Regions from separate parts of the Homo sapiens genome. Here region 1 is linked to region 2. Evidence: chromatin loops called from intact Hi-C (ENCODE). Cell type or tissue: Calu3. All regions are shown on one strand. Links, peaks and the distances in the headings refer to the core of each region. The heading gives the core; the rest is flanking DNA.

Evidence for each region. Hi-C counts contacts between places; a loop is a spot of excess contacts. Peaks named below come from ENCODE experiments on the same cell type or tissue, not always from the same donor. Only the 100,000 strongest peaks of a DNase experiment are listed, where the experiment ranks them.
Region 1: a loop joins it to region 2, with 4 times the contacts of the local background. A loop is called at or near these places in 15 of 110 quality-filtered maps.

The regions. Positions count from the first base shown.
Region 1 is chr7:27,692,914-27,703,968 of GRCh38, reverse strand. The region is part of intron 2 of LOC105375211 (a long non-coding RNA gene); the gene reads right to left. Among named protein-coding and RNA genes, the nearest start is that of HIBADH, 36 kb to the right of the region's middle. In Calu3, for the core only: no CTCF peak of the experiment used is centred there; a DNase peak (open chromatin) is centred at 5,638.
Region 2 is chr7:27,769,083-27,780,137 of GRCh38, reverse strand. It overlaps TAX1BP1 (Tax1 binding protein 1), which reads right to left. Exons shown (of 17, transcript NM_006024.7): 5 at 10,304-10,462. Among named protein-coding and RNA genes, the nearest start is that of TAX1BP1-AS1, 34 kb to the right of the region's middle. In Calu3, for the core only: a CTCF peak has its summit at 5,235; a DNase peak (open chromatin) is centred at 5,227.

The sequences.
Region 1 (11,055 bases), core at 4,140-6,639, 76 kb after region 2:
CTTTTCTTTCTTTTTTTTTTTTTTTTTAGATGACAGCTCCCTTTGTCGCCAAGGCTGGAGTGTAGTGGCGTGACTGAACCCATTTGAATCCCAGGTTTAAGCAATTCTCCGGCCTCCACCTCCTGAGTAGCTGGGATTACAGGCGCCCACCACCATGCTTGGCTAATTTTTGTATTTTTAGTAGAGACTGGGTTTCACCATATTGGTCAGGCTGGCCTCCTGACTTCAAGTGATCCACCTGCTTTGCCCTCCCAAAGTGCTTGGATTACAGGTGTGAGCCACCGCACCCGGCCATGATGGGAAATTTTCCAAGCTCACAGGGGACATTCAGGAACTGTCAATAATATTGTTTCCATATCATAGAATAGGCTATGAAGGGACAGACTATGAGATGAGGTGATTTAGTCGATATTTTATATTTGAGCTCCCATTAATTCAGTGATAATCCCAGCATAGAGATTTGCCAATTCTTAAACACATTTAATATCCTTTCCACATTTTTATTCTTCTGACTAATGAATAATTGTGATGCTTACAGGATATAGTAAAATTTTTGACAATTTTTTCTAGCTGAGAATAAATGCAAAAGATTCCTTAGCATTTGCTAATGTTCCTGAGATGACCTCAAAACCTCAGGTTTAAATACTTAGATTTTTATTTCATAGTTTGTGATTATATGAGAATGAGTTGCATGAACAAAATATTAAAGTCAATTTTGTTTTTCTTTTAAAATTATTATCATTACTTTTAGCTCTTAGTGGATATGATTTTCATCTTTTCATATTTTACATTCCACAAGACATTGTATTAACAAAGACTTTTTTAAATCCACCTTTTCTGGAAAAGACATTTTTATGTTCACAGGCATTCTGCCTTATGTTTATAGAAGCATCTAGGGAGAAAAAAATGCGTTCATGTTGAGGATGAGTGAATTTTGTCACGCAGGATAAGTAATTTTCACAGACCCTCATTCTATGCAGGTTTTCTCTTTCTCAAGAGATGGGGTCTTACTCTGTTGCCCAGGCGGGAGTGCAGTGGTGCAATCATAGTTTACTGTAACCTTGAATTCCTGGGCTCAAGCGATGCTCCCACCTCAGCCTCCCAAGTAGCTGGGACTACAGGTGTGCACCACCATACCTGGCTAGGTTTTTTTGGTTTTTATAGAAACAGAGTCTCACTATGTTGCCCAGGCTGGTCTTGAACTCCTAGCCTCAAGTGATCCTCCCACCTTGGCCCCCCAAAGTGTTAGGATTACAGGCATGAGCAACCACACCCACACCTGGCCCTCTATGTAGATTATATCTAAATCTCAACATATTAGATGTATACCTTTGATTGATAACTACTTTTCTATAGCATAATAGAAATTGGATTCAGAAATGATCTAGTAGATACTATGCACAGTCTGAAAGGCAACTTAAGTCATCACAGGTCAGTCTGTTTATATTAGAAAACTATATTGATTCAGTGGTATTGATAAGATGCTTTTGGATACAAGTAAAAAAATCAATTAACAAGTGGCATTAAAAGATAGCTTATCTTTTGGTGCATGCCTTTAGTCCTAGCTACTCAGGAGGCTGAGGCAGGAGGATCACTTGAGCCCAGGAGTTTGAGGTTGCAGTGAGCTGTGATTAAGCCACTGTACTCCACCCGGGTGACAGCCTGGGTAACAGACAGTAAGTTGGCTTTTATGCGATATCTTAAGCTTCATCCTCATTGTCACAAAACGGCCTTCTGGGCTTCAAACATCACATCTTTTACCTGATCACATTAAAAACAGAAAGCCTGGGGATGGGGGGTGGGGAGAAACTTTTATTCTTTTCTTCTTTCCAGAAATTCTCAGCAGACTTCACCTCACATCATAAACCAGAACTGGGGTCACAGGGAAGCTAGGAATGGGAGTACTGGGTATTTTCTGTCTCTGTTATAGAATATAGATGGCCCTGCCAGCAAGGAAGGAGACCTTGGGAAGGAAACCAACGAGGTCTGCCACAAGGGTCTTGTAGCTATCGTCACTCCATGTGCCTTGCATCTTTCTTACGGCCAATGAGCTAAAACATGGAGGATGTGAATGTCACATGGGGTGGAAGGAAGAGGAGAGGGCTAAAAGACACATGGCGGCGGGGCATGGTGGCTCACGCCTGTAATCCCAGCACTTTGGGAGGCTGAGGCGGGCAGATCACCTGAGGTCAGGAGTTCGAGACCAGCCTGACCAACATGGTGAAACCCTGTCTCTACTAAAAATACAAAAATTACCTGGGCCTGGTGGCGGGTGCCTATAATCCCAGCTACTTGGGAGGCTGAGGCAGAGAATTGTTTGAACCCGGGAGGCAGAGGTTGCAGTGAGCTGAGATTGCACCACTACACTCCAGCCTGGGTGACAGATTGAGACTCCGTCTTAAAAAAAAAAAATAAAAGACACATGCCTGGTATAGAATGTTAGTCTGATGAATATGTAATGTGCCAGAGTCAGAAAAATTGTAAACTATCCCTAATCCGCAAAGCTATTCAAGTTAGCAGGACAAAACTTCGAGGTTAATCAGATGAATGCTGATATTCAACATTCAGCTGATTTCCCTCAAAAATCTTCAATGGATCTTTTTCCTACTCTCTGAAGCCTCACACATATTGAAAGTGATCTTTCTGTGGGAATTTTCTATCTTAAGTGTTTGACTGGTTTTTCCTCATATTTATTTGTTCATAATTGTTATTCAAGAGCTCTCTTGTGCTGTCCTAGGTTCTGGGTCATTATATGGTAATTCATGGTTAGAAATCCAGAAACCAACGGATAGAGCATTGTTTATTCTGGAAGATAAGATAATCCCTTATTTGCGTTTATTAATGAGGAGCCTCCCTGACCTTAACAGAATACAAAGAAAGATGGCACGCCAAATTCGGGTTTCATTCAATAAAATTGTACCTTCCTATCAACCTACCAAGAGCTATTTTCAGCATTTTCCTTAGAACAAAACAGTTAATGAATAGCAAACCAAAAGGGAAGGTTGACTGGTCACTGTGTATTGTAAAGTGTAGACAAACATCTTTTGTTTTGCTATTGTTAATGATAAACATGATAATGTGCATCTTAATCAAATTTAAAATGTGGGCATTTGAATATTTTTAATTAGAAGGACTAGTGCACAGTGCCACCTTTAGTCAAATCTAGAGTTCCCGTTTCAGGCTTAAATAATAAATGTGGGCATTATTACCTTTTACAATACACCATTGATAGAACACCAACTTTAAAGCCAATTAAAGGTTGGCAATCTTCCTACCATTGGCAAAGTAACACTTGTTAACAGTTCCCCTTGTGACACGTTTCAGCGTAATCACTGATTTCTGGAAACCTTATTTAGCACTTACGGATATTTTGAAATCTCTAATGAGTTTCTTTTTATAGACATTTTTACGTTTTACTCTAATTTTTTAAAGGTGTTCAGGTAGTTTAATTTTATACGCTCAGATGTGCATGTACCCAGATATTTATATGTGAAAGATAAAATGTCAGAATATGTAGAACTATACTCTATAAATAATAGTTTACTCATAATGCGCAGATTTTAATGGTTCCATTTTTGAAATAGAATTGTGCCCAAATTCATTCAGAAAAATCTCACATTAGAATCTAAATATGCAGAAATTGTTGTTTAATAAACTACAAGTTCTTGTAATTTAAAAACAAATTTTAAAAACTGGTTTGAATAAGTAAATTCTTTCACAGTTATTTACTTGAAATAAAAATGTTGTGGAGGCTAGTAAAGTCTTTTTTCATTTCACATGGAAATAATTTGATAAGCTTGGCAAAGATGTGAGAAACATAAAAATGAGCTAAGAAAATTCAAGTTATTTCAGCCTTGAGTTACTAACACCAAACAGAGAACTAGTTTTCACCAATTAAAGAGCAGTTTGATTATACGCCATGTAAAATGCTAATGCAGAAATGAACAATAGCTATTTCTCATTTAAATTTAGTCATCTGGAATGCTTCAAGTAGATAACATTAATGCAAGATGATACAATGCATCCAGATATTGGCAGTAGATTGATTTAAGTAGACATAAATGATCTTTAAAAAATCAGCAACCTTCAGAAGCTGCTTACATCACTTTTGCTTTATTTATGTAATGTAGTCACACATTAATTAGCAATACTGTACAAGAATAGAAAATCATAATTTAGGCCAGGCATGGTGGCTTACGCCTGAAATCCCAGCACTTTGGGAGGCCAAGGCAGGCAGATCACTTGAGGTGAGGAGTTTGAGACCAGCCTGGCCAATATGGCGAAACCCCATCTCTACTAAAAATACAAAAAAATTAGCTGGGTGTGGTGGCACGTGCCTGTAGTCCCAGCTTCTAGGGAGGCTGAGGCATGAGAATCGCTTGAACCGGGGAAACAGAGGTTGCAGTGAGCAAAGATTGTGCCAGTGCACTCCAGCTAGGCAACAGAGGGAGACTGTCTCAAAAAAGAAGAAAGGAAAGAAAGAAAGGAAAGAAAGAAAGAGAAAGAAAGAAAATCATAATTTAACATATCTTTATCTTAGCCATCTATTCCTTGACCCACAAGGTCAAGCTTATGTCAGGACTAAATATCAATATAAACATTCAATTGCCCTCCTTTTTAAAAAGAACTCAACTGTTATTGTTGCAAGCTTAATTAAATACAAATTATTTAATTTGATTTAATAAACAGAAAATTATTCCAAAGAAGTGTACTTGGTATTTAGGGATGTGTTTTTTAAAAATTTAGAGCAAGACACAATTGAAAAGTTTGCAAGTAATGTCGATAATGGTGAAAAATCAGATACAACCTGATTTTTGTAAATAAAAATTAAGGTTTGCTTAAATATTTTTTTCACTTGGTATGGCAGGGACTGTTAGTTGCCTACCCATATCCATTCACCTTTATTTCTTAGTAAAAGCCTTATTTCTTGCTGGGTGGCCATGTATCCAGCAAAAAGACTACATTTTCCAGCTGTCCTTAGAGTTAAGTGTAGTCCCATCACTAAGTTCTGGCTAATGAGATGAAAGCAGAGCTGGGCTTCTGCGAAGTCTCCCTCTAGAGAGCTGATTCAGCCCAAAGGGGAGACTTCTTTGCACCCCTTTTGCTGATGTTGAACTTCAACAGTCAGCTTGGACCATGAAGTGACCTTGAGGTTGGAGACCCTCATATGAAGGAGGAAAAAGATAAAGAAGACCAAATCCTGGAAGATTTGGAGTGTGCAGTCATACAAGGACCTCTGCTCAGAAGGGCCTCACATGTGGTTCAATGCTCTATTATTGCTACCTTGAAACTTTTAATAACTGTCATCTTTGATGTTATATTTTTTGGTTTTGTTTTGTTTTTTGAGACTGGATTTCCCTCTATGGCCCAGGCTGCAGTGCAGTCTCACTGCAGCCTCTGCCTCCTGAGCTCAAGTGATCCTCTCTCCTCAGCCTCCAAAGTAGCTGGGACTACAGGCATGTGCGTCCACGTCCGTTTGTTTTGTTTTGTTTTATTTTTATTTTTTTATTTCTTGAAGACACAGGGTTTTGCCACATTGCCCAGGCTGGTCTCAAACACCTGAGCTCAAGTGATCTGCCTGCCTTGGCCTCCCAAAGTGCTGTGATTGCAGGCATGAGTCACCACACCGAGCCTGAGGTTGTGCTTTCTACATAAAGTCTAGTAGAACAAGGAAGCATGTGTGTGAAAAGAGAAGTTACACACAATCAGCACGTCTGCTGTTTCTTGTTGCCCTATTTGCATGTAGTCTCATGAGCTCTGAATTCCGGAGGCCCCACAATGAGTGAGAGTTCAATGAGACTCAGAGTGTACAAGGAAAATGTGTTAGATCTATGACTAATTAATTGGAGTACTGATGGCCCCAAGAGGCCACACTTTCCATCTGAACTAGAACTTGCTATGCAGAAAGAAGGCAGTGGCATTTCTAGGAACATAAACAATCAAGGAATCCTGTTGTGTCATTTCTTACTTATGTTACTTCCCTGTAGTAGTCAACAACTTACCCTGAAAATAATAACATAGAAGGAAAAGGGAAGTTAGACAGCCCATAGTTCCTTTTAATTTCAGTCCTTCCTTACTTATCAGTAAGCCAAAGGTAGAAAGTGTTGGTAGAAGCTGCTTGTATCAAGAAGTGAAATAAAAACAGTTAATTTCATTTTGTGCAACATTTTCATTCTTCTGGTTAAGAACAAAGTACAAATGCACACACATATTATAAAATATGAATTATGTGATTTCGGTGATCTCATGTACACACATTAAATGTTCTTATATTTGCATTTAAAACTAGCATTGCTTAATATAAAGATGAAGGGTAAAATTCATGCTATCAATTTACGTTTTTACGTATTTTTTGTTACTTAGATCAACAATAGGAAATTTTAAAAAAACACCAGGGCAAGTCAAGAGAGAGGTCCCAGTAGAAAAGAAAAATCTTTATATTTCAGTACTCTTTTTTTGTTTGTTTGCAACCTCCGCCTCTCAGGCTCAAGCGATTGTGCTGCCTCAGCCTCCCAAGTAGCTGGGATTACAGGCACCTGCCATCATGCCCAGCTAATTTTTGTATTTTTGTAGAGACGGGCTTTCACCATGTTCGCCAGGCCGGTCTTGAACTCCTGACCTCAGGTGATCTGCCCGCCTAGGCCTCCCAAAGTGCCGGGATTACAGGCATGAGCCACCACGCTCAGCCTATGTTTCAGTACTCTTAATGAAACACTTTTTAAATTTTTGAACAGGGGCCCCCACATTTTCATTTTGCACTGGGCCCCACAATTACAGTCAGCCTTGACGTCAAGGAACCACCACACCATCCCTAAACTGCCTGCTTTTGTGTTTAAATCACCGTTTCATTTTAGTCAAATATAATCCTTGCCCTTACAGTGTGCAGTATAGTCACTACACTGCTGCTAAAGAAAGATGTTTGAGGCCGGGCGCGGTGGCTCACGCCTGTAATCCCAGCACTTTGGGAGGCTGAGGCAGGCGGATCATGAGGTCAGAAGATCGAGATCATCCTGGCTAACACAGTGAAACCCCGTCTCTACTAAAAATACAAAAAATTAGCTGGGTGTGGTGGCGGGCGCCTGTAGTCCCAGCTACTCCGGAGGCTGAGGCAGGAGAATGGCATGAACCCGGGAGGCGGAGCTTACAGTGAGCCGAGATTGCGCCACTGCACTCCAGCCTGGGCGACAGAGCGAGACTCCATCTCAAAAAAAAAAGATATTTGATTTTTTGGAAAACCTTTGTTGGGTTTCAAAAACAGTGGGGTATAGAAAGTATTTTTTTTTAATTTTTGTTTTAAATATACAAACACACACATAGCATACATAGAAAAAAAAAGACCAGAAATAATTACACCAAAATATTAATGTTCATAATATTTATCTCTAAGAGTTGGAATTATTGGTGTTACCTATTTTCTTTGTACTTGTGTGATTTTCTGTTGTTCAGTATTTCTTAAATGAATATTTAATATTTTTATAATTAGATGAAATTTAGAAAATTTACAAATGAATCCTGAATCAGTATGAAATTTACTATTGAATCTAGAAACTATGTTAAACTTAGTCATGTAATTTTTTTTATACTTCCCTTAATTTGGGGATTTTCAAACTATAAAAATAATACAGGCTAGTTGTAACAACTGAGATTATACAAAGTTATATTTTAAAAAAACAATTTTTCCTGGCACATGCCTGTGGTCCCAGCTACTTAAGAGCCTAAGATAGGAGGACTACTTGAGTCTAGGGGTTCCAGTTAGCCTGGACAACACAGCAAGACCCTGTCTCTTTTAAAAAGCCAAAAAACTATTTTATGTATATATTCTGTCTCTGCCATCTAAGGCTCACATGTTAAATGACCAACATGTATCATTTCACAAATTATATAGTATAATCTAGCCTATATAATTTGCTCATCTCACACACACACAGATTGATTTTTGAGTTTGTTTTCTGTGAAATAGAATTATAAATGTGAATCCACAATTTACTATTTTTACTTAATATATCACAAACTTCTCTAAAAGAAAATACATAAATTTATCATGTTTCTTATTTCTCCATGTGTACATAGAGACATATTTCAAATCCCATTTTAAGCTTCTCATTTTGGAACTTGGAGATGTCTTTTGACAAAGATGCTTTGCTTGACCAAATTTTAGTCAGGCTCCTGAACCTTCTCCTAGGCCCATCTATGCTCTTCCTTGTAAAATCCAGTTTTGGCAAGAGCCCTGCTAAGTCAGTTTAGCAAGAACTCTCCATCCTGCATTTCCTATCACCCTCAATAGCTTGATCAGGTTCCTCAAACTCCGCCATCCTGCAGGAGATGTCTGATCACCCTGGCCTGTCTTCAGCAAGAATCCTGTTAGGTCAATTTCACCAGAATCCCCCTTACCCTTAATGTGTCCTCTTAGTAATTTTTATCCACTGAGCCCTACCCTGCTTCTTGGCTATAAATTCCCATTTGCCTGTGTTGTATTCGGAGTTGAGCCCAATCTCTCTCCTCCACTGCAAAATCCCCTCGCCATGGTTCTTACACTTATTGCAGTCTTCCTGAATAAAGTCTTCTTTAGCATGCTTTAACAAGCATCATTGAATAATTTTTTTCTTTATCACTTCTAAGTATAGACTTATTAAAATAAACATTCTGTCTATGATGCTGTGGAGGGCAGAGGGTGGTTTTCTTGTGGGTAGGATGTTGCTTCCAAGTAAACTCATTCTGTCGTCTTGATCAGAGTATATGGAAGGGAATGCTTTAAATTTGTGTTTCCAGACAAGATATATTTCCCATCCGTATGTTTTCTCCTTGCCTGCACTTTCTTATGCTGTATTTCATCCTATATCATGCTAAAACATTGAGTCAGTCCTCTGGTCTGCAGTATGCTTTCTGGTACATCATTCTCCTATTCTCTTGATGGAAAATAGGTTTGGTGCCTTGAAGAAGTAAGTCAATACATAATTCAATATTGATTAGATTAACCTTAGAAGGCTAGGCAAACAGAAGCTTTACCTTAACAGCACCTGCTGAGGAACTGGGGGAATTGGGGGGATGCCTATTGGTTCGCAAAAGTTATAAGGTAGACCATATTGATATTATAAAATTATGATTATTCCTACATGATAGTGAAAACAGATTTGTAAGGAACTGTCTCAAAACTGATGACTTTGGGCCCTTGCGTAGACAGAGTCTCAGTGAATTCCTCGGTGACCTCAGTGTCCTTATTAGTATGAAGCAGTTGGCAAGAAGATTCTGTCTACTCTCTAGTGCACGTGTATACACTTAACTGCACTTAAATCTTCATTTAATCTGAGCTGAGGAAGAGTTCTGTACCAATGAATGGTTTTCTCATCATTTTAAAATATGTTACATGAGTAGTTAACTTGTTTCTTCTTGGTAACATGTCCACCATTACAATTTATAATGAATCACACTTTAATTTTGCTTATTTATGGCTTTATCCTTATTAACAGTTATTCATTGTTCATTGGCTGTGCTCTGCAGTCTCTGCTGATGAGACTAGAAAATGTTCCTATCACCACAGGGAACAGGTAATTACTCTTTTGGGATTATATTCTTGAAAAAAAAATTGGGGAGTTTTTACTCCTCAAATGAGTCAACAGAAAAATCTTTACAGGATGCAAGCGCAAAATATAGATGAATCAGCCACTACATCAAAAATATTATGGAAACAAGAGAAAAAAAGAAAAACGCTTCCAAGTCTATAGCTAGAATATCTTTTTCAAAGCTCGATTTTTGTACCAAAAGTTGTAGCCACACCTAGTTTATTATCGCAAGGGCTTTGCCTACAAGGCAGATAGAAAATAAAAATTAAGTGCAGAAAAGCTAAATCAAAAATTAACCCTCTGCTCCAAATATGTATCAATACATTACTATGTCTCCCCAAACCAAGGTCATCCCAGGTTCAATGTGGTGATTAAAGAGAGCCTTGTCCTCAAGGCCTGGCCTTGCCAGAAGCAAGCTTATGCAATAGGAAGTTTGTCTCTGTCACATGCACATCTCCAAACAGCTCCCTTTCTCTTTGCAGTCGCTTCTTCTCCCTCCCTCTACCTCTCAGGGGTCTCCCTGTCCCTGCTAAATTTTTCTCTCAGCTGGCAGCAAATTAATGGGTAAGAGGGTACCGTTTGTGGAGAAAATTGTGCTGCTTAGCATTTACAGTCTTTATATTATAGTTTCAATTTTTTTTTTTTTAGTTATTAGAAACAGGGAGGAAAATTCTGGTAGAAAAACCAGTTTGGCTCTGGGTCAGTGAAACCATCTGGCAATTTAATATAATCAAACTTTAGTAATTAATTTTTCATTATAATTGTGTTAAGTGACCCTAAGGTATCTAAGCAGCAGAGGTGGAAGAGGGAAAGTAAAAGTTAGTAGTTCTTTCGCGATTTTCTTTTTCATAGGGTAGAAATAGTCATGGGATCTACCAGACTATGGGGAAATTGCTATTTTCTTCTTTTTTGAGAAATATTTAGCAGAGGGGAAAAACCACCACCAGGAGAACTGTAATCAGAAACGTTTGCTCTTGTAGGGGTTAAAATATAAGTGTAATAGGCTTAAATATTGGGAAAATTGAATTTAAACACCAGGTACTTCCCTCCTATAGCATAAAAGATAGTGGGACTGAAAGCTAGTATGTCCTCTGGCCAAATTCTATATTCAACAGGAAAATCCCCACATTTGAATAGACTCAAGAGTAAAAAAAGGGCCGGGCACAGTGGCTCATGCCTGTAATCCCAGCACTTTGGGAGGTCAAGGCGGGTGGATGATGAGGTCAGGCGTTCGAGACCAGCCTGGCCAACATAGTGAAACCCCGTCTCTACTAAAAATACGAAAAATTAGCCAGGGGTGGTGGTGGGCTCCTGTAATCCCAGCTACTCGGGAGGCTGAGGCAGGAGAATCGCTTGAACCTGGGAGGCAGAGGTTGCAGTGAGCCAAGATCGTGCCACCGCACTACAGCCCAGGTGACAGAGCAAGACTCCGTCTCAAAAAGAAAAAAAAGAAAAAAAAAAGTTTGCTTAGTTAACTGACTTTTTACTAACATGT
Region 2 (11,055 bases), core at 4,030-6,529:
TCAAAGACTACTATATTGGTGTTGTGTGTTGTGGCAGAGACTGCTGGTTGTCTGCCAAATTATGACCTCCTTTCAACCATAGTAACTACATATCACTGCCCAACTATACTGTATTCCCAGCTTCTCTTGCAATGCATTATAGTCATCTAAATTATCATCAGTTAAATATAAATGAAATGATATATATTACTTCCACCTCTATAACTTACACTATTGATCATGCCTTGTCTAAGATCTCTTTCCCCTTTCATCCAGCTGAAACCAGGATATGTCAGTGACCAAGTTTCTATCACGAAGACATAAATTCTCTAGGAATCTAAGGGTGGGCAGTGGAATGATATAAAAGGTAACAAGGCCCCCGAATAATCATGCAAAGCAAATCTGCGATCCCCTCCCCAGACTTCAATGACTTATGACATAGACTGTTACATTAAGAACAACAAAAACTTTACACTGTTGGGTTTCTTTGTCTTCACTCTAATTCATTATTTATCCCTGACTAGTATTCAAATCAAGTAACTCATCTGATACACTGCCATTAAGACAAAAAATTAAATTGGCTATGTAATAAAGTATAAGATATGCATCACTGATCATACCCAAATTCAACTACTATTGTAAATTACTTTAAATATCTGAATCTTGAAGAGAAAATGTAGCAACTAAAAGCCAAAAATAGGGAAATTACAAAGCTAGTTCAAACACTGCTATGATACTGAGTACACTTAATCCAAAAACAGCCAATTTGAAGGGCAACAAATACATATGGTAGAGGATCTCAAAACAGCAAAGCACTTGTCAGAAAGTGCCTCAAGATATTTGCCTCAAAAATCAAAAATCTAGATATGAGCCAAGCACAGTGGTGCACACCTGTAGTCCCAGTTACTTGAGAGGCTGGGGTGAGAGGATGGCTGGAGTCCAGGAGTCTGAGGCCAGCTGGGAAACATAGTGAGGCCTTGTCTCTATATTTTAAAAAGAAAATTTTACATCAAGATATAGAATATTATTAAGCAATAAAAAGAAACAAAGTACTGATCTATGGATGAACCTCAAAATCATTAAACAAATATTAAAAAAAAGGCAAATATAGAGACAGAGAAAGTAGACTCAAGGTTACCTAGGGCTGGAGACAGGGGTATGTAAGGAGTGACTGTTAATGGACTCAAGGTTTCTTTGCAGGATGATAAAAAACATCCTAAAATTAAATTTTGGTGATGGTGGCATGACTCTATAAATATACAAAAAACCATCCAAATTGTATACTTTTTTTTTTTTTTTAAACGCAGTCTCACTCTGTTGCCAGGCTGAAGTGCAGTGGCATGATCTTGGCTCACTGCAACCTCCACCTCGCAGGTTCAAGCAATTCTCCTACCTCAGCCTCCCGAGTAGCAGGACTACAGGTGCGTGCCACCACACTCAGCTAATTTTTGTATTTTTAGTAGAGACGAGGTTTCACCATGTTGGCCAGGATGGTCTCGATCTCTTGACCTTGTGATCCACCCACCTCAGCCTCCCAAAGTGCTGGGATTACAGGCGTGAGCCACCGCACCTGGCCAATTGTATAAGTTTTTTAAAAATCAAGGTAACTGAAGTTAATATAGGTTGGCTTTTGGATGCTTGCTTTCTTTTATATCTGCAACTGAATAATCCTGGATACAATCTTACAGAACCTATCTATATTCTTGAGTACAATAAAAAGCATATTAAATAAAAGTCCACGTTTGTTAAACTACGTAATATAAAGTACAAGCAGCTACTCAAGAGTGTGACTAGGCGAACAGTACTAGACCACCGACAGTTACCAGGCTATATCAAGACAAGACACTTGTACAAAATATAAATCAACTACATCACTAACCACACTGTTGGGTTCACCTAACAGCTTTTCATAGCAATACTTTCTCAGTGAAGAAAGTAATGCATTTACATACATTGCAGTGTACATTTTTCATTCCAACACAGACCAGTAACAAAGTTTCTGAACCAGCTACTTTGAGTACCATGGAATAGAAAACTAAGAACAGAATGCCAAATACGTGCAGAAAAACCATACAGGCTTTTAAACCTGGGTACCTAGAATACCAGATAATTCAAATCACTTGAGAAAGAATATCTTGGCTCCTCTAAATAAACATTTCTCCTGATAGCGACTCTAAAACACACAATTAGATGCAACTAAAATCGTGCCAAGATAAAGTAACAAGAACCAAATGAACTCTACCACCTGAAAACTAAAAAACTGAATGAAGAACAGCTCTCAAGCCACTGGACATCAGGATAAAAGGTCAGTGATCCCTGAAAGAAAAGAAACAACAGAGGTCACCTCTATAACTGCTCCAGCTTATTACTGTCTAGAGAGACTTTTAAGGCCACAGGGCAAAGAGGCAAACTCAGGCAGAATCCAGTGGTCTCCCTGAGTTATGGAGAGAAACTGAGAGTCTAGGAAAGCTAAGGAGAATAGTTTCAGGAGAGAGTACCAGAGAAGAATCATGTAGAAAAAGAACTCGAGAGATCTGCAAGGAGTCCCCCTCAAGTCTTGAGCTGATTAGTGATCAGCATATGCGTGTGAGGAAATTAACCCAGGCTGGAGAAAGAATCACCCAAAAAGGACTACAGGGAACAGTGCCTGGAACTCAAAAAGGGCCAGGAATAGTGGTTATTCCTACCAGCCAGAGTGGAAAAACTCATAATTCATGGGAGAACAATTACAGTATTCTCTAATTGAAAGAAGGGTCTTTCCTCAGTAGTGGGGAGAGAGTAACCCCAGTCTAAATGCTGCTCTGGTACCACTAAACAAAGCTTGAAAACAAGGCTCAAAAAAATCAAACTGTTGCCAAGTAATTAAACCACATCCCAGAACAAAGCTCAAGAATATTTTTAGGAATATAAAAAATATCCCAACACCCAGCAAGGTATAATTCACAATATATGACATCCAATCAAAAATTACTAGGCATGCAGAGAGGCAGAAAAATATAACCCATAATGAGTAGAAAAGCCAATCAATCAAAACTGATACAGAAATGAGCCAGATGATCAAGTTAATGAACGGACATTTAAACATGTGTATTCCATATGTTCAAGAAGCTAGAAGAAAATTGAACACAGTAAACACATAGAAACATGAAAGACATGAAAAAGACTCAAATCAAACTTCTAGGAATGAAAACAACAATGTCTGAGATAAAAAATATATATATACTGGATGGGACTAATGGCAGATTAAATATTGCAAAGAAAAGATTAGTGAACTTGGAGACAAATAAAATTTAACTATTTAAAATGAAACAGAGAGAAAAGGGACTTAAAAAAAAAGCACAAGTGAAAAAAAAAAGCACAAGTGAACTCTGAAACAACTTTAAGCAACAAAACATATGTGTACTCGAGTCCCTGAAGAAGAGGAAAGACAGAAAAAACAGCTGAAGAAATAATGGCCTAAAATTTTCAAAATTTAATGAAAACCATAAGTATACAGATACAAAAAGGTCACTGAACCCCAAGCATAAAAAATAAAGAAAATAAAGAGGACACAACATAATCAACCACTTAAATTCAATGATAAAGAGTAAATCTTAAAAATAGTAAGAGGAAAAAAACACATTAAATATAAAGGAAGAAAAATACCAATGACACTGAATTTCTCATCAAAAACAATAAACGTGAGAAGAACCACATTTCTAAAATACTCAAATACAAAAACTATCTATCTAGAATTCTATACACAACAAAAATCTCTTTTAAAACTAAAGGTAAAATAAGACTTTTCCTAACATACAAAAGTTGAACAAATTCATCAACAGAAGACCTGCACTACAAAAATGTTAAAGAAAGTCCTTTCAGGTAGAAGGAAAATTATACCAGACAGAAACCTTTATCTATGCATTTTACCAGGTTGGTTCTTTATAAGAATCCTTAAAATTACTTACAATACACTGAAGAATACTTAAGTACTCCAAAAGGTACCACTACCATTTTGAAGGGAAAATGGTTAATTCAATTTCCTAAATGTTAATTTACATTACTAGAATTTCAAATTTGAAGTTGCATAAAATCTCCCTAAGAATTATGTACCATGGTAAATTTATCAGTCAGTGCTTGACCAGATAAGCAAACAGCTGGGGAGAGAGAGAAAGACAGACAGACGAACAGACAGACTGAGAGAGACACTAAGAGATTTGATCTTGTGTAACTGTAGAAGCTGGAACTAGCTTGTGTAAGGCAGGCAATCAAGAAAGACATCATAAAGTGGGAAAAGCAAGAACAAAATAGGATCCACAATCACCAGATGAAGCCCACCAGAACGGACTGAAAACTGAAGTCCATGTTGGTTTTTATTCTGACCCTGATAGTCTCAAGATGTCTTGAGCATGCTGGGGTCCTTCCTGACAGACCTAACCCAAGAGATGGAGAAACTGAAAGAGGATTCCACAGAAGGTAGGGCAATTGCAGCCTGGCTACTACTACCTCATACCAACAAGGTGAGCCAGGAGAGAAGCCACAACTTGTATAAGCTACAAAAATGGCTGCTGCTTCACTTCTGCCTTCAAATCTCATGCAAGAATCTCTCTTGTGTCTCATCCTAAACAAATTACAGAGAAGAGAACTCTGGAAAATAAGTTCAGCCTAGCAAGGTGACATATTACAAAGCTACCACCACAAAATTCCATTTATCAGAAAGAACTCCATTTGACTTAAGTTCCCGCAACTCAAAATTCTAAACTTTAAACTTTTAATACATATGATCCTTCAATTGTATTATCAATGAGTTTCATCTAACCATACCATTATGTGTCCTGGTATATTCTGATAAGAAAAATTTCTTCTATAAATGAGAAAACCATTTCAATGACTAATATCCACAAAGACATTACATTACTGTACTAAAACTATATGCTGATTTTTTCCCACAATTTATCCTTTCTGAAATGGAGATGCATCTTACAATCAACGGTATGTCTTAGTTTACTTGGATTATTTTTTTCCTGGCAGTAATGATGTATAACCATAGCTTCTCAGGCTCAATGAAGCAAGATATTAAAGGCTTCCCAAAATCTTTGCAGGAACTACTGATTTTCTATTAAAATTGTAATCAGGACAATCTTAAATAAATGTAAACCAAATTCCATAAAATGTGCAACATAATTTAAAAGGTATTAAACTTCTTTTTTCTGGTTTTCAATCAAAACATGCTAAGTAAATGGGCAATGTGGCACAGTTATGTGATCGCTAGAGGGAGACAAATGACTGCTGAGTTTTAGTAATACAAAATCTTTCAATTCATTTGTTAGCTGTTAAAAACTGGTATTTTCATCCCTTTAAATACCAGAATACCCACAATATTTATAAAATGATAAAGTACAAAATAGTGCTTTTTTAAAACTTCTTAAAAGAACTGGAAGGCCACAGAAAAACACTAAAGATGCATAAAAAGAAAACATTGTAAATAGCTCACATATAGTAAACCAGGACTGTCCAAGAATGATAGTTTTTAAATATATGTTTTTTTAAATCATTTTTCAAGACCATAAAATCCCATATTCCAAATAAAACGTCACCTTCAGACCCTTCTTTTGACTACAATTAAAGCTGGTCAGAATGCCACAAGCCCCAAAACTCATTGTTATCTATTTATTCCATAAATACTTGATGAATAAAGAGACATACTATACTTGTATCTGTTATTATAAGCCATTGTAATATAGTAACAAAAACACCTAGCTTGGGTTTTCAGGTTCTCAACTTTGCCACTTGTTAACTAGACGACTTATCCATGAGGAAGCCTGAACTCAGAAAAACTAAGTGACCACCTTATTTCAATGAGAATAAAAAGGAAAACTCTATCTGATGACAAGTTGTTCTTTGCAGTATATGCTGTCACTCTACAACAACACAAAATATCTTTACGTTTTAGAGAAGAAACAGCCAAAAAGATAAAGATAGCTTAAGAGGTCCACACTAACCAGAGAAGAGATCTTGCACATTCTCTCACTCCCATACCTATGATACTTCCCAAATACCTGGTGATGTCTCCTACCCAGTTTGTGAAACTTAAGAATCAAAACAGTATGAATACATTTAACAGTTTGTAACATCCTCCATTACATTGTTTTGGCAATATTACTTTAATATTCTCAAATATAGTTCAAAAATGCCTTGAAGTACATCACATCCATCTTATTATTCAAGTTGAAAATACAATTATATGAAAAAAACTCAATTCATAGTTTAGGCTCCAAAAAAATTATAAGCTAAATTAACTGAAAAACTTAACAGAGGCACAGCTCTTTTTACTCCTATTTGAAAAACAAGATTCAAAATCACTGGTTCTCTGAGCCTCAGTTTTAACTCTTTCAATTTCCAATACGTATCTAGCACTCCAAAATACAAACAAGAACACAATGAAACACACAAACTGCTAATTTTCACAGAAGTCTTTGATAAATGTAAAGATGGGGTTTCAAAAAATACTCATCAGTACAATAGATTATTTGGCAATAAAAGGAGTGAATTAACAATATATATTACAACATGGATGAACCTTGAAAACATTATGCTAAGTGAAATAAGCCAGTCACAAAGGCCACATATTATATGATTCCATTCATGTGAAATGTCCAAAATACACAAATCCATAGATACAGAAATTTCAATTAGTGGCTGTCTGGGACTGGGGGAAGCAATCAGAAGGTAAACGGTAGAGTAACCACAAGTAAGTAAAAGCTTTCTTTTGGGGATGAATTTGTTCCTAAATTAGACTATGGTAATGGTTGCATGATTTTGTAAATACATTAAAATCCATTGAATTGTATAAACTGGTGAACTTTATGATACACAAATGACATCTCAATAAAGCTGTTTTGAAAAATAATCAATTAGATCAGCTCACATCTTTGGCCCTCAGAAGTATACAGCAGTGGTTAAAAGCACGGACTGGAGCCATACTGCTAGCCTCTATCACTTACTAACTGTGCAATCACGGACAAGTAAGTAGCCTCTCTGTGCTACCTCTGAAAAATGCAGACGATACTGCTTACTTCACAGGACGAAGTTAGCTAACATATGTAAAGCACTCAAATCACCATCTGGCTTTTATTAAGTGTTATATGAGTTATTTTTATTAATGAGCCTTTTTCAAGAGAGGAGGGGAGAAATCTTCCCTTACAGTTGAACCAGAAAGGAATGGAAAATTATCCTTAATAATAGAGTTACTTTTTAAATCTAGGATGTACATGAATAATGAAGTAGATACCACAAAAATCTAGGGGAAATACAATATGTAATTTATTGTTTCTCAATTTATAAACATTATCTTGTTTTAGTTTTAATCTACTTTGTAATCCTAGTTTATTCCTTCAAGCAGCCAATTTCATAAAATAACATTAAAAACAAACACATAATTTAAACCAATCTGTTGTAATAATCCCAACATATCCAATTCTTTTAATTTACCAAGTTAAAGAATTGTAATTATCAGAATTTCATTTAGTTTTAATTATTAGAGCACTTTAGAGTGATAAAAGTCAATGTGATAAAAGATGAAAAATTTTATTAATAAACAATTACAGAATTTAATTCACTTTTATTTTTTGTCAAGTATGGAATAGGTAATAAGCTAGTCATATTATTTTATAAAAGAATGGAAATGCAATAAATTTCTCCTATTATGAAGAAAATGAAGGTCTCTGCTTATTACATGGAGAATCCATTACAAAACTTTAAATGAAATTATAGATGATACATCAGAACAATCTTTCAGATATTCAACAGTTTATATACTCAGTACCTCAAATAGAAGACCTCTAGAACTACTATAGGATTCACACCATGGAACAGATTTAAAACAAGTGCCAAGAAATGTCACAGATTTTATAAGCCATCCAACCAGACCAGTTTGAAAGTCTGGAGTTGTAGCTGCCCAGCAGGCATGCTTGATTAAAATGGAGACTAATTTTGGAATATGAAGCAAATTCATAAAAAAAAAAAAACTAAAAGTCCATTGACTAGTAACAAAGAGGAACTATCTCTCCTGGCCAACACGTTTTATCCCCAGAAATAAACAATTGTCACCACATATGTCTTATAACTTAGAGGGTTTTTTTGGTTACATTATGTATCCATTATACTTTTAGAATCTGAGGGAAATGCTATGAATTTCCAGTCCTGTTGGATGACACTTTATATTGTAGTCCTTCCTTGATGATTCTCTGGTTCCTATTATGAAAAACAGTAAAATAATAATAGCTACTTACATTTAGAGAGAACTTCCCATGCATCAAGTACCATTCCAGGTCCTTTGTCAATTTTTTTCTATAATATGGAATATCATTTAAAAAATCACTTTCAAGTGCTTCCCAGAGAATATGCCCCAATGCAAGAATGGCAGCAGAGAAGCAGTCTCCTCCAAGATTCGTGACTGTCATCAAGATTTAAGAGTTGGCATAAAAACTTCTGCTGAAGACCTCTTCTGAGCACCAAGGCCACAATGTCCTACAAGTTTTGCTTCATTAATCCCCTGACCTCAGTCTACCACTTTAGTCTTGTCTGTAGTCCTTAACCCCTTTATCACCTGGAGAGCACAGAGAATCTGAGACTGTTTAAATCTTAGCTACTACTCAAATGGACCAGAGAAATGGCCCGATGTGTGTGTGTGTATATATATATGTAATTTCACACAAATGAAGGCCTATCATTCCGCCATTCCTATTCTCACAATCATCCATTCCTTCCTTGGATTTCAAAGTAATCAGAGTCAAAACCTCAAAGCCCACATTTCAGGATATTCTTGATCTCATGGGCTTAGGACATGGTGAAATGGGCCTTTTTCATGAGTCATCTATCTCACCTTGATCCCTCTGGCTTGTAATACAGTGAAAAAAAAAAAAAAGATTGACATTAAACTTTGGAAAACTACCAAATCCAGGTATAAATCATGAGAAAAATATGTGAAGAATGGAGAAAAAGAGAGTAATAACTACACAAAGCAGCAAGAGAATTACAACAAATGAGTAAAAAAAAAAAAAAAAAAAAAAAAAAAAAAAAATTGCTGAATGTCCTAATAGTCATCGAGGGCACATATTATGAGATTTTACTATATTTTAATACTTGGTATACCTGCTTCAAAGGTTCAAATGAAAAAAGTAGTTCCTTAACCAAATGGAAAATCCTACTCCTATAGTCTGCTGCAGGACACTAAGTGTTCCCCAGGAGTAAAACTGGGAAATACTTGCATATTTTTAACTAAAAAGGCTAACGATAGAAAAGACAGAATTGAAGACTTCACATTTATAAGGAGATTTGTAAATGTACATAGTACTTGACATTATGTTTACCCTCTAACTCAAAAGAGCAATCCTCAAACAAATAGAACAAAGCAAGGAAAATCTTTTCAGAATTTAAGACTTACTTGTATAACATCTCTGCCCAGGTGTGCAATATATAACCACTCCACTGGAGTATACAAATGTTTGAGAATCACTGCACTAGCGGTTCATTTAGCAATTATTAAGCAATTGCTGGAGGCCTTGTTGGACAAAAGGATAACAGAACAGACCCCACCCTCAGGAAACAATAGCTCAATACTGTAAATGGGCATAAATATGCCCAACCGGCTCTACTGTACATGAGACTGTAATATATAAGATCACAGTCTGTGTAAGTTTCAGAACAAACTGCTTTTCTTGTGAAAATATTAAATAAACAAGTCAATGACTAGATAACTGTTTTTTCACTGTTTTTGGCTTCTTACAAGTCTATTTCTATCACTAATGAAGCCACAATGTTTTCTGCTTCATTGTACCTGTCTCTCTTTTTCTTAGCTCAAGAAATTCTGCCAATTTTAACTAGTTTGTTTCTTAGGATAACATAGCATTTCACCCATTAAAAATTTCAAAATTTTGTCTAATACTACATCTTATTTCACCAAATTATGCTTTTTTGAAAAGTAATTTTAATTTATGTATCCCATTTTTCCTTTATTCAGCGTTTATCATTTCTAATTGTATTTCTAAACAAAAAAAATCAAGTATTCTACAATTAGATGTAAAACATCTGGAAATAGTTGTCAGGGACTACCTCAACAAGCCTGGTACCAAAAGTCTAAAAGTATTTTAACCATCTTACAAACATAAAAGCAGCTGTGGCAGAAGGTTAATAGGAACTGACCTGTTCTTGTATAAACGTCTATCTAAAAGGCTACTTTTCTCAGTACCTGGTTTTCACTTACTTAATTGGTTCAGCTCTTTAAAAAGGTGGGTTTCAGGCAATATACTATCAACTTCAATCAGTTACATAAGACACAACTAACCTTTTGTTCTGCTTGCAGTTGGTCACATCTTTCTTTCTCATGGTTAAGTTCTCTTTCCATTCTCCCAACTTGTTCTCGAAGTTGTGCTGTTTCTTTTTCCAGAACGGCAATTAACTTTAACAGTTCTTCTTTTTCTTTCATGGTTTTCTCAATTTTCAACTATAAAGCAAAAAACTCAGATTAATTAGTTTTTTGCTTAATCCTAAAATATGTTATTACAAATTTAGTTTTCCATTTCCAAAAAAAATAATGAAGACATTCACAGAAAGAACTCTTACATTCTACCTACTTTATATCAATCAGCCTTTTTTTAGCCTTCAGTTAGAAAAATTCATCAATCATAAATTTAAACCTTCTTTTGGTTGAGCAAAGAAGAAAATATTACAAAATGAGAGAACTGTATTATGAAGTTGGCTGCTAATCATTTTTGAGATCAGAACTAAAAATAAGGCATATTAATGTTCCCGTTAATTACAGGGCTTTCTTATCCACAGTAATAATCAGATACTCCAAGAGGAAAAGTTGTACCTCTTCTTGAATGCAAACCTATAGGAAATCTTTGAATCTATCACAAACTTACTATATGGTATATAAGGCCTTCATCTATGGAATTACTACTAAAAGTGCTGATTCCTTAAGACACCAAGAAATGTATAGTTTCTATATATAAAATGGCCTCTACTTGGCTAAATTAAAACACTCTTCATAAGTAAAAATACAAATTTTAGGACAAACATGCAGACTGTAACAAC